2 separate regions of the Homo sapiens genome follow, and region 2 is linked to region 1. Evidence: chromatin loops called from intact Hi-C (ENCODE). Cell type or tissue: PC-9. All regions are shown on one strand. Each heading gives the region's core, and the rest is flanking DNA. Links, peaks and the distances in the headings are about the cores only. Region 1 overlaps DMAC2L (distal membrane arm assembly component 2 like). Region 2 overlaps MAP4K5 (mitogen-activated protein kinase kinase kinase kinase 5).

Region 1 (5,386 bases), core at 283-5,282:
TTTCAAGTTGACTAAGTCTCAGCAAACAGTCATCCTCGATATAATGACACTTGCACAGCCTTATTTTTTCAACATGCTCTAGGCCCTCTGGGGAGAAAAAGTACAGATTAAGAATCTGCTTTACCACTAAGATGACAAACTGTCCTGGTTTGCCCACGACTGACTTGGTTTTAGGACTGAAAGTCCTATGTCCTGGGAAACCTCTTAGTTCCATGAAAACTGGAATGACTGCTCACCCTATTAACCATATAAGGAATTCACTATAGAGCTTGTGCTGATGGACAGGACCATTCCGCAGTCAGATGCCCACACACTGGAGGAAAGAAATGCCCACATAGGGCCAGGCCCAGTGGCTCACACCTGTAATCCCAGCACTTTGGGAGGCTGAGGCGGGTGGATCACCTGAGGTCGGGAATTCAAGACCAGCCTGGTCAACACGGCAAAACCTTGTCTCTACTAAAAATAGAAAAATTACCCTGGCGTGGTAGTGCACACCTGTAGTCCCAGCTACTTGGGAGGCTGAGGCAGGAGAATCACTTGAACCCAGGAGGTAGAGGTTGCAGTGAGCCAAGATCACGCCACTGCACTCTAGCCTTGGTGACAGAGTGAGACTCTGTCTCAAAAAAAAAAAAAAAAAAAAAGAGGCCGGGTGCAGTGGCTCACACCTGTAATCCCAGCACTTTGGGAGGCCGAGGCAGGCGGATCATGAGGTCAGGAGATCGAGACCATCCTGGCTAACACGGTGAAACCCCATCTCTACTAAAAATACAAAAACAAAATTAGCCGGGCATGGTGGCGGGCGCCTATAGTCCCAGCTACTCAGGAGGCTGAGGCAGGAGAATGGCGTGAACCTGGGAGGCAGAGCTTGCAGTGAGCTGAGATCGCGCCACTGCACTCCAGCCTAGGCGACAGAGCAAGACTCTGTCTCAAAAAAAAAAAAAAGAAAGAAAGAAAAAAAAATGCCCACGTAAGCAGAAGCTGTGTGGATATAATTATTCCTGCATTATTGAGGGCTTCTCAATGACAGAAGTTTGACAAAGATAGTTTGACAAACAAGGCCCTGGATTTTAAGTCAATAAACCAAAGACTAGAGACATACAGAAACAAGCTTAGTGAGAGGAGGAAGGAGAGGAAGGTGTCTGTAACCTCAATTTAATTTGAAAATAAATATCAAACACAGGAAGAAACAAACTTGACTATAATGAAATGGGCAAAAAGGACATACCTATGACTATAATCGTGAGTCAACTGCAACAAAATGGTCACTGCAAATCATCTGCATTTTCTATTAGCAAAACGATAGGGTAGTTACCCATGTGATCAAATCCAATGCTCATGATACAAGAGTCGGTGGCGTCGATCGCCTGAATCTTGTATTTGTCCAGAGGGCCTGTTGGAAGGTGGTTGTAGTCCTTCTGCCACCTCTCCTGGCCATGGTAGCGCACCATGGCCCCACAGCGCAGCAACCACTCGGATGCCGCCCTGTCAGGGCCAACATCCCTGATGCGATCATAATCCACCCTGTTGGCAAGAGAAAAAAAGCAGTTTGCTTTTACAATAATCACTAGCTTGTTAACTATATTAACTGACATAAATAATACAGAACGCAACAAATTTTCATTTCAAGTGACTGACGAGGAAGATAAATTAGTGAGATCCATGCAAAAAAAACAAAAACAAAAACAAAAAAACCTGCAGTCTATCTGCTGACTTTTTTAGTTTTGTTTTTGTTTCCACGTGAACGCTGTCAAGGCGTATTATTTTTATATGAATTTATCAGACACAACGTTTCATTGATTCACATATAGTACAGTGCTTGACACCAGAGATACTTAGTAACTATTCTACGAATGACTATACTTGGTTAGAATTTGTATTAATAACAAAAGATTAAAGAGAAAATAATTCTGAATCTGTGGTCAAATTAATCTCATTAAGTGATATTTATTAATTTCTACATATGCTTTTTTCTCTAGCTAGTGATCATAATGCTGTATTAAGTAATTAGAAGGTTAGTTTCAAGTTTCAAAATGACATTTCTAAGTGTGCCACCCACTAATTTTTTGAAAACCCAAGTTACTTTGATAGAATTCAAAAGGTTAACTACATTCCTTTAAAAAGCCATAAAAATAAAATACTTTAAAATTATATTTAATAAGTTTTTCTGATTATAAAATGTTTTAGAAAACTTGAAATATATCAAAAGGACAAGTAAGAAAAATCATCGAAATCCTGCAACCCAAACAGCCACAATTAATATTTTGTAATCTGTTTTTCTGGTGTTTTTTCCATGTTTGTGTGGGTTTTGTTTGTTTGTAAACAAAATTAGGATCACACTGCACAAACTGTAAATATGAGAAATAGCCAAACAAGCTATTGGGAACTTATTTAGCTGTAACCATCTCCACATTTCTTCACTTTATTTAGAGTAACTTACTTATTAAACACTGCATTCAACCAGCCCCAGAAGTATCTGGAGTCACATGACCATGGGAGTTTCTTTACGCCACACAACTGCTGGGAAATTTTTCCAAACGGCATCATTTGATCTAGACACACAAAACAGTACTTACATTAGATCATCATCCGAGTCCCATACATATAGCAACTTACTTCAGAGTCAATGCTCTTGTACTGATAAAGCTGATGACTCACTTGCCACTCAACAATTACTGAGCAAGTCACTCCTGTTTCTTGTTCTTGGGGTTTTTTATTTGTTTGCTGCAAAAAAATGAGGGGTTGGACTGGATGGTGTCTAAGGCTCCTTCCGGCTAGAACGTTAAGTTCCACTGTTGAAACCTCAATTGGAGTCTGCCTGTCGTACTGCCATCTAGTGTCCATTCAGGCGCTGTAGCTATGAATTTGCTGAAGCTGGCTCCTCTATTCCCCATCTATATTTCCAGCATCAAAATGACAGACTAAAATCACCGAAAGAGCAACGTGTCAAGGTTAAGATGCTTGCATCCAGGAAAGAAGAGGAGACATGAAAATAGATCTACCTATGACAAGGCTGCAAGTGGTGTTACCAGAGCAGTGTAAACAAAAAAACTGTTTTAAGGGCAGCTGGGAAAGACTGGGCAAGTAACTTCACCTCTCTGACCTCTGGTTTTCTCATTTGTAAAATGAGATGATTTGCTTAATTTCCAGCTGTCAAAATGTATAACCATAATTTGAGAAAGTGATTCCTGGAGTAGGTTTCGATTTGATTGACCTCAATTCAAGTTTCCCTAGTAGTATGCTAGGTGTGTGCAGGGGACTGGATGTGGCAGGGAGGAGGAGATGGGGAGACAAAGATAAATGAAACATGGTGTTTGCTTTGAGCATCTGACAATTTAATGCAGGATGGAGTGGGCTAAGACACGTTATCAAGTAGTTAAAATAAGTGACAGAACTTGATAAATGCCTCAAAAGAGTTAAAATAAGGACAGAAAGGATTTCAACAAACAAAGGTGCCAGGAAAAATTATGCCAGATTATTAGCTGAAGCAGGAACATTTAAGGCATGTTATTTTCAGTTTCACTAGCACATGTGAGTCATGAGAAGAGGCAGGCAACTTGCACAGTCAGGTCGTGAAGTGTTTTGCATGCTCAGCCAGGGAATTTGGACTGTATTCTGTATGTAGCAGGGAGTCACCGAGGTTTCTGAACAAAGCACTGGCCCTTTGGGAGGCCGAGGCAGGCAGATCACGAGGTCAGGATATCGAGACGATCCTGGCTAACACGGTGAAACTCTGTCTCTACTAAAAATACCAAAAAATAAAAAAATAAAAAATTAGCCAGGCATGGTGGCATGCGCCTGTAGTCCCAGCTACTCGGGAGGCTGAGGCAGGAGAATCGCTTGAACCCGGGAGGCAGAGATTGCAGTAAGCTGAGATTGTACCAGACTGCACTCCAGCGTGGACAACAGAGTGAGACTCCATCTCAAAAATAAATAAATAAATAAAATAGAACAAAGCATTGGCATTGTTACGGTTGTGCTTCAAGAAATTGACTCAGCAGCATCAAGATTAAGGGTCAACAGAATGGGACAGCCAGTCAGCAAGGGCTTCAATCACATGAGGCCATACGAAAGGGCCTAGTTGGGGAAGGATGGGAATGACATTACATAGTTAGTTCCATATGACTCAGTTAAGTGAGATGTAGGGGCAAGGGCTAGAGGAGTTGAAAATGACACCAAGTTTTGGCCCTGGGTCACTGGTAGTAGGATGGTGATGCCATTAAAAGAAATCACATTAGGAGAACAGGGTTATAGGTTCAGATTTTTTTCTTTTAGTTTTTCATAATCTACATACTAAGTGTTAGCAGGATTTCTAAGTGCAGATGACCAACAAATCATTGGAATCAGAGGTCACAAAACATTAGAGCTGTAAGGAATTTAGATCACCTGGATGAAATCTCTCATTTAGAGGTGAGGAAACTGAAGCCCTGATATTAAGTAACTTCCTGACATCCTAAATCCTTTCTGAAACAAGGTGGGGTATTAATAAATGCATGTGTTTAAAGGGACTTGCTCAATGTTTCATGACTAATTGGTGGCAGTGTTGAAACCTGAACCCAGTTCTCTACCAGCCCAGGGTCCTTTCCTCAATCATTACATGGTTCTGGAATTCAAGAGAAAGAAGAGGACTAGAAAGATGCCTGAGAGGGAAACACCTTAAAGCTGAGGAAGTGATTGAGGATGCTGAGGCCGTGGAACAGTGAGAGATGTGAACTGAAGACAGAACCAACTACCCTTTCATCCCTTTTTCACTACAGCCGTCTTCATTACTGCAAGCCTCTGCTCCACTACCTCTTATCATGTTCTCAACCCTTTCCAACTTTTTGTTAAAGCGCTCTCTGCCTGTGCCCACCTTGAATAACTCTATTAGTTGTCAATCTTATTTACAAATATGGGCTTTCCCAGCTTCTACTCAGGCTGTTTTCTCTTAGCCTCCCTCCCCCATCACCATCAATCTGTGGAAATCCCACCCAACCTCAAGACCTTACTCAAATGCCATGTCCATTCATTCATTCGCTCAAAAAATGTTTATTGAATGTCTGCTATACTTAGTGCAAAGGCAACAATGGTAAGACAAAACAAACAAAAACAAGAACAAAGGAGAAAGAGACACACAGAAAGACAAGGTTCCTGACCTCATAGAACATATAATTTAATAAAGAGAGATAACATATAAAGAGATAAATAACACCCAACGTGGTTGGATAATAGAGGTGTGAACAAATACCATGAGAATCTAGAGAAGGGAGTGAGAAGAAGGCCTTCACACTAGAGGTGTCTTTTGAAATGGGTCTTAATGATTAAGAGTTTTCAGTTAGTCTAGAAGCAGAAGCAGAATATGAAAAAAAAAATTCCAGTTAGAACGAAAAAAGAGTATGCAAAGTAAAAG
Region 2 (5,386 bases), core at 98-5,097, 100 kb before region 1:
GAGCTTAATTATGTTCCCAGAACATTCTTACATTAACTTTTTACAAAAAGTTAATAGTCTAATAAAACAGTTAATTTTCAGTTACTTTCCTCCATCACTTTTAATTATGCTTTTCTAACTCTAATACTTACTTGTAATGGTTAAATACTAAGAATTTTATGTAAGAATTGACTCACAGATCCTAAATATTCAATGTGTGGTTAAATGTTGGATTGTGGGGCAGGTTTATTTTATTTTATTTTTTATTTATTTATTTTGTTTGAGACGGAGTCTCGCTCTGTCGCCCAAGCTGGAGTGAAGTGACGTGATCTCGGCTCACTGCAGCCTCCACCTGTGGGGTTCAAGCAATTCTCCCGTTTCAGCGTCCTGAGTAGCTGGGGCTACAGGCACAGGCCACCACACCTGGCTAATTTTTGTATTTTTGTAGAGACAGGGTTTCACCATACTGGTCAGGCTGGTCTCCATCTCCTGACCTCAGGTGATCCACCCACCTCGGCCTCCCAAAGTGCTGAGGTTACAGGGATGAGCCACTGCGCCCGGCCAGGTTTATTTTTTAAAATTTCTTTTGTTACAGGGAAAATATGAACATAAAAAATGCTTGTTTAAAGCTACTTCTGAATATGTAACAGTATTTAAACAACAATGCTTTTAATGCAAAAACCCAGTTATATATGTTTTTATGATTTTATTCATTTAAGACAAAAGATACACTGTATCTTTTGTATGAAAGAAATGAATATGCCAACATCCACCTTATCAGAAGTTAGTTCATGTTTAAATGAATGGCTTTTATATGTATCTTTGAAGACTTGCATAACCCTACCTCAGTAAATTACTTGAACTTAGGCATGTCTTAGCCACAAAAATGTTGAGAAATCGTGGTCTAGACAGTGGAATTTTGCACTAGACACTTGAATAGGCTTATATTATTTATTAAAAGTAGAGAAAATTTATAGTGAAATGCTCTGTGCTTTATATTAGTTTCACTTCTCCCTTATCATTTTTAGTATGCCTTCAAGACAGTGTGTTGGCTTTCTGGAAACATGGGATGCAGGGTAAAAGCTTCAAGTCAGATGAGGTAAGCCTTCTCAGATTACCTCCACTGACTCCCACTAACAATTTTAAATGTCGAAGCACTCGTTTTATGCATTTCCTCTCTGAACCTACATTACTGTGTTTAGTGCTTTTAATACTATGAACTGGTAGAACAAAAAAGCCAGTATTTTCCCTTCAACTATGTTCACTTCTGTATCATAGTTCAAAATTCTCAGTGGCCACCAGGAATTGCAAAATATAAGTTCATGCAATTTCATTTATCTAATTTGTAATTTGTAAATATGGTTGCTAAGCTTGTAAAACTTTTCTAAATTTATTAAGTGTTTTCCATAATCTATAAATATCTGGCTTCTTTTTAAATATATTTTAAAATCTAAATTAATACATAATGGAGCATAAGAATAAGGGAATCTAAGAAAATTGACTCATTTAGTAACTATTGAGTACCAACTATGTTCAAGACACTATTATTGTAAATAATATCAAACTTTAAATAATACCTACTGTGTTCCAGGCACTTTACAAATATTTGCTTATTTCAGGCTCAAAATAATCCAGTAGAAGTAGATACTATTCATATTGCCATTTTTACAGCTACAGAGTGGTTAAGTAACTTGCCCAGAGTTACATAACTAGTGAAGTGGAAGAGTCTGGATTTGAAGGGTCTCTTTAAATCACTTCTAGCTGAGATAATTACGTCTCATGCAGGAGATGGGATTTGGGCCTCCAATTTGAGGAATGAGTCCTACTAGCTAAGATAATACTAACAGAGACATTTCACATTTACGTGAATACTTGTGTGATTCTTCTAACTATGGCCTAACAAGTTTGTGAACTTACTTAAAGCTCAAAAACTTCTTCTGTTTGCATTTACCTTTAGTTTTATCCACACTCTTACTTATATATAAATGAATATTCCTACCTCTTATATGAATGCAGAATTAGAATGCTTCCAGGAGGAAATGACATAAATCAGCTGTCTTTGAATATATAAGTTTATCTAGTTACTGATACGTGTCACTAAATGTCACCAAGTCCCTGCACTTGATGAAACCTACAGTCCTACTTATTATCATATGGTTAATTATTCTTAAATGCTATTTTCATTATGTCACTCCTATGGTTAGAAATCTACAGAAGGTCCTTGTTTCTTACTGTATCAAATATTGATTCCATTTCCGAAATATCTATTTTTAACTCTTTTTTTTTTTTTTTTTTTGAGATGGAGTCTCACACTGTCGCCCAGGCTGGAGTGCAGCGGCACAATCTCAGCTCACTGCAACCTCCACCTCCTGGGTTCAAGCGATTCTCCTGCCTCGGCCTCCTGAGTAGCTGGGATTACAGGCATGCACCAACACACCCAGCTAATTTTTGTATTTTTAGTAGAGATGGGATTTCACCGTGTTGGCCAGGCTGGTCTCGAACTTCTGACCTCACGTGATCCACCTGCCTTGGCCTCCCAAAGTGCCGGGATTACAGATGTGAGCCCCACACCCGGCCTATTTTTAATTCGTCTTGATTACCTTTTTTTCAGTTTATGTTCTCATCCTTCAACTTGGGCCTAGCTAAAGTCTTGACCTCTTTCATAAAGTAATACTCAGTCATTCCAGGCACAATGATTAGAACATCTCTGAACTTAATACTCTGAAAAATCAGCTCCAACTAGTATAACACCTAATTTATTTTCTGATTCAAGCTTATTAATTCTATTTTCCCAGGTAGACTGCAAACTCCTTGATACCAGACTTTTTTTTTTTTTTAACTTACTTTATATCTACAATATCTTAGTGTGGGTTCCTCTAAAAGTAGACCCTAAGACAAGGACTCAAATACAGATAGTGTATTTGGGAATAGATTCCAGAAGACAAGTGATGGAATGAGGAATGGAGAATAAAGAGGGGCAAAAAGCCAATAAAGAACACATTAATAAGCTAGTTCCCACTAAGAGCAACTGGGGCTTAATCCAGTAGGGACCACTGAGGAATGGGGTAAAATACACCTCAGAATTGACTCATTTGTAGATGACGAGGCTTGAGCATTTATGCAGCAACTGCTATCCCATGTTGGTTAAGGCCTGCCCCCAGGTATACAAACTGCGGGCACTTTGGCATAGTACCTGCACATGGCTGAGCACCCTCTGCAGCTTTGTAGAAAACAGAGTATACAGGGTCTTGCTCTGTTGCCCAAGCTGGAATGCAGTGGTGCAATCATAGTTCACTGTATCCTTGAACTCCTGGGCTCAAGCGATCCTCCTACTTCAGCCTTCTGAGCAGCTAGGACTACAGGCATGCACCACTGTGCCCAGGTAAAATTTTTAAATACTTCTGTAGATACAGGGTCTCACTTTGTTGCCCAGGCTGGTCTCAACTCCTGACCTCAAGCCTTGGCCCCCAAAGGAGCTCTGCAGTCCAACAAACCTGTATTCAAGTCTTGAGTCTACCCATTCTATGAGATTGAACAACTTATTTAACCTCTTGGAGTCTTAGTTTCTTCTTCAATGATATGAGAATTATAATGCATATCACAAAGAGTTCTTCTAAGTAGAGTACCTGACCCATACTAGATGTTCCATAAATGTGGGTTCATTTCTAATAATATGCAATCAAAAAACTTACTAAAATTTCTTTTATTTGAGGAATTAAGTCTACCAAAAAATATTTATTGTGTTAATAATTGCTCTAAATTAATTTTAAATTGTTATTAAGGCAATATGGGGAGTAAGATGTTACTGATAGGTATTTTTCTTTCCTAGGTTACCCAGGAGATTTCAGATGAAACAAGAGTTTTCCGCTTATTAGGATCAGACAGGTAATAGTTTGGTTGTATTAATTTAATTACCAAAGGAGTTCAAAGATCATACTCTTAATTATACTGTCAGTCTGTAATTGTTTCAAACAAAACTCTTAGAAGCTCATTGACTTAGATACATTTCTCTGTGTCTTTACTGAGAGAATTAGTAATATTTTAATAAGTTAACTAAGCAACCTTTTGTCAGTGTGAGGATTGTTATTCTAGAGACAGTTATATTCAACTGAGACAAAATGTGTTGATATAGATGTTGATGTCCCTAGTACTATGAGAGCTATTTCGGGCCCGTTTGTCTTCATTTCTTCATGGTGTGCTGCCTTCCATTAACTATTAGGAATATGTACCTCTTGATGATATTTGCTTTTATATTAGAAAATGCCTGGTTCAGTTTCTAAAGTTAATCTAAGTTAAAAAGAATTATATGGTCTCTTTTTACCCCAAATAAAAGACAAGTTGCAAAACTGTCATCTTATGAAAAAAATGTAGTAGCTGTAGCTTTTGATTTCCAAAATCTACTGCCTACTTCTTTTTTTCTTTTTTTTTTTAAGACGGTCTCACTCTGTCGCTCAACTGTCTACTTCTATAGCTAATAAAATACCCATTCCTTCCTCTTTTCCCACCAAAAGTTGTTACTAAAGCAAAATTGGCTATAGTGGTATGCATTAGTCCTGAGACAAGGATTGGGAACCTCTGGTCTTCAGGTTCACATTGCTTAAGTTTTAGATACTTGAGGAAGGAGGGGGAAATGGAGTTATAACTCCATAAAAATTTTGAAGAGAGTTTTATAGGAGAACAGGAATTTTCAAAAAGTGATGACTACCTTAGTGAATAGAAAAGGTAAGCCCACAAAGCATGGCAACTTAGTAAGTCGTCCAACCAACAAAAAGAGAATTTGAGGATCATCTGGTAAATGACTCTAGAACTAAAATGAGAGGCTCTTTGCTTCTCCAGGAAGGGCTGAGAAAAGAACTGTGGGCCGGGCACAGTGGCTGATGCCTGTAATTCCAGCACTTTGGGAGGCCGAGGCAGGTGAATCAGCTGTCTCTACTAAAAATAGAAAAAGTAGCCAGGTATGGTGGCGTGTCCCTGTAATCCCAGCTACTCGGAAGGTTGAAGCAGGAGAATTGCTTGAACCCAGGAGGCGGAGGTTGCAGTGAGCCAAGATCGCACCACTGCACTTCAGCCTGGGCGACAGAGCAAGACTCTGTCTAAAAAAAAAAAAAAAAGAATTGTGGATCATCCATTGATCCTGGTGTAGATAATCCTTTAATGAAACCAAGTGTGAGAGAATTCAGCTTGGTAGAGGGTTGGCATCAGAGGCCGTTTCTCTGGGTTGCTTGTTTCCTTCTACCTACTCTGCTCAGAGCTTTGTGCATCACTTTTCCCTTCCCTGTTCGTATTCTCTGTCCACTCTATCACTATTTGCTCTGAAAAACTACTTCCTTCAGACTGTTGCCTTGCTCTGCTTGTCTCTTACATGGGCATCTCCTTGTTTTTAAGATACATATCTAAACAGAGTTTT

Evidence for each region. Hi-C counts contacts between places; a loop is a spot of excess contacts. Peaks named below come from ENCODE experiments on the same cell type or tissue, not always from the same donor. Only the 100,000 strongest peaks of a DNase experiment are listed, where the experiment ranks them.
Region 2: a loop joins it to region 1, with 2.2 times the contacts of the local background. A loop is called at or near these places in 3 of 110 quality-filtered maps.

The regions. Positions count from the first base shown.
Region 1 is chr14:50,318,646-50,324,031 of GRCh38, reverse strand. It overlaps DMAC2L (distal membrane arm assembly component 2 like), which reads right to left. Exons shown (of 6, transcript NM_001382507.1): 3 at 2,438-2,549; 4 at 1,313-1,521; 5 at 1-87. The coding sequence starts at 2,544. Among named protein-coding and RNA genes, the nearest start is that of DMAC2L, 9.0 kb to the right of the region's middle. RefSeq lists an enhancer at 2,902-2,961. In PC-9, for the core only: CTCF peaks have their summits at 2,628 and 2,828 (motif pointing left); a DNase peak (open chromatin) is centred at 2,661; H3K27ac peaks cover 1,542 bases.
Region 2 is chr14:50,421,599-50,426,984 of GRCh38, reverse strand. MAP4K5 (mitogen-activated protein kinase kinase kinase kinase 5) reads left to right here. Exons shown (of 33, transcript NM_006575.6): 31 at 1,008-1,078; 32 at 3,809-3,864. Among named protein-coding and RNA genes, the nearest start is that of CDKL1, 27 kb to the right of the region's middle. In PC-9, for the core only: no CTCF peak of the experiment used is centred there; no DNase peak of the experiment used is centred there.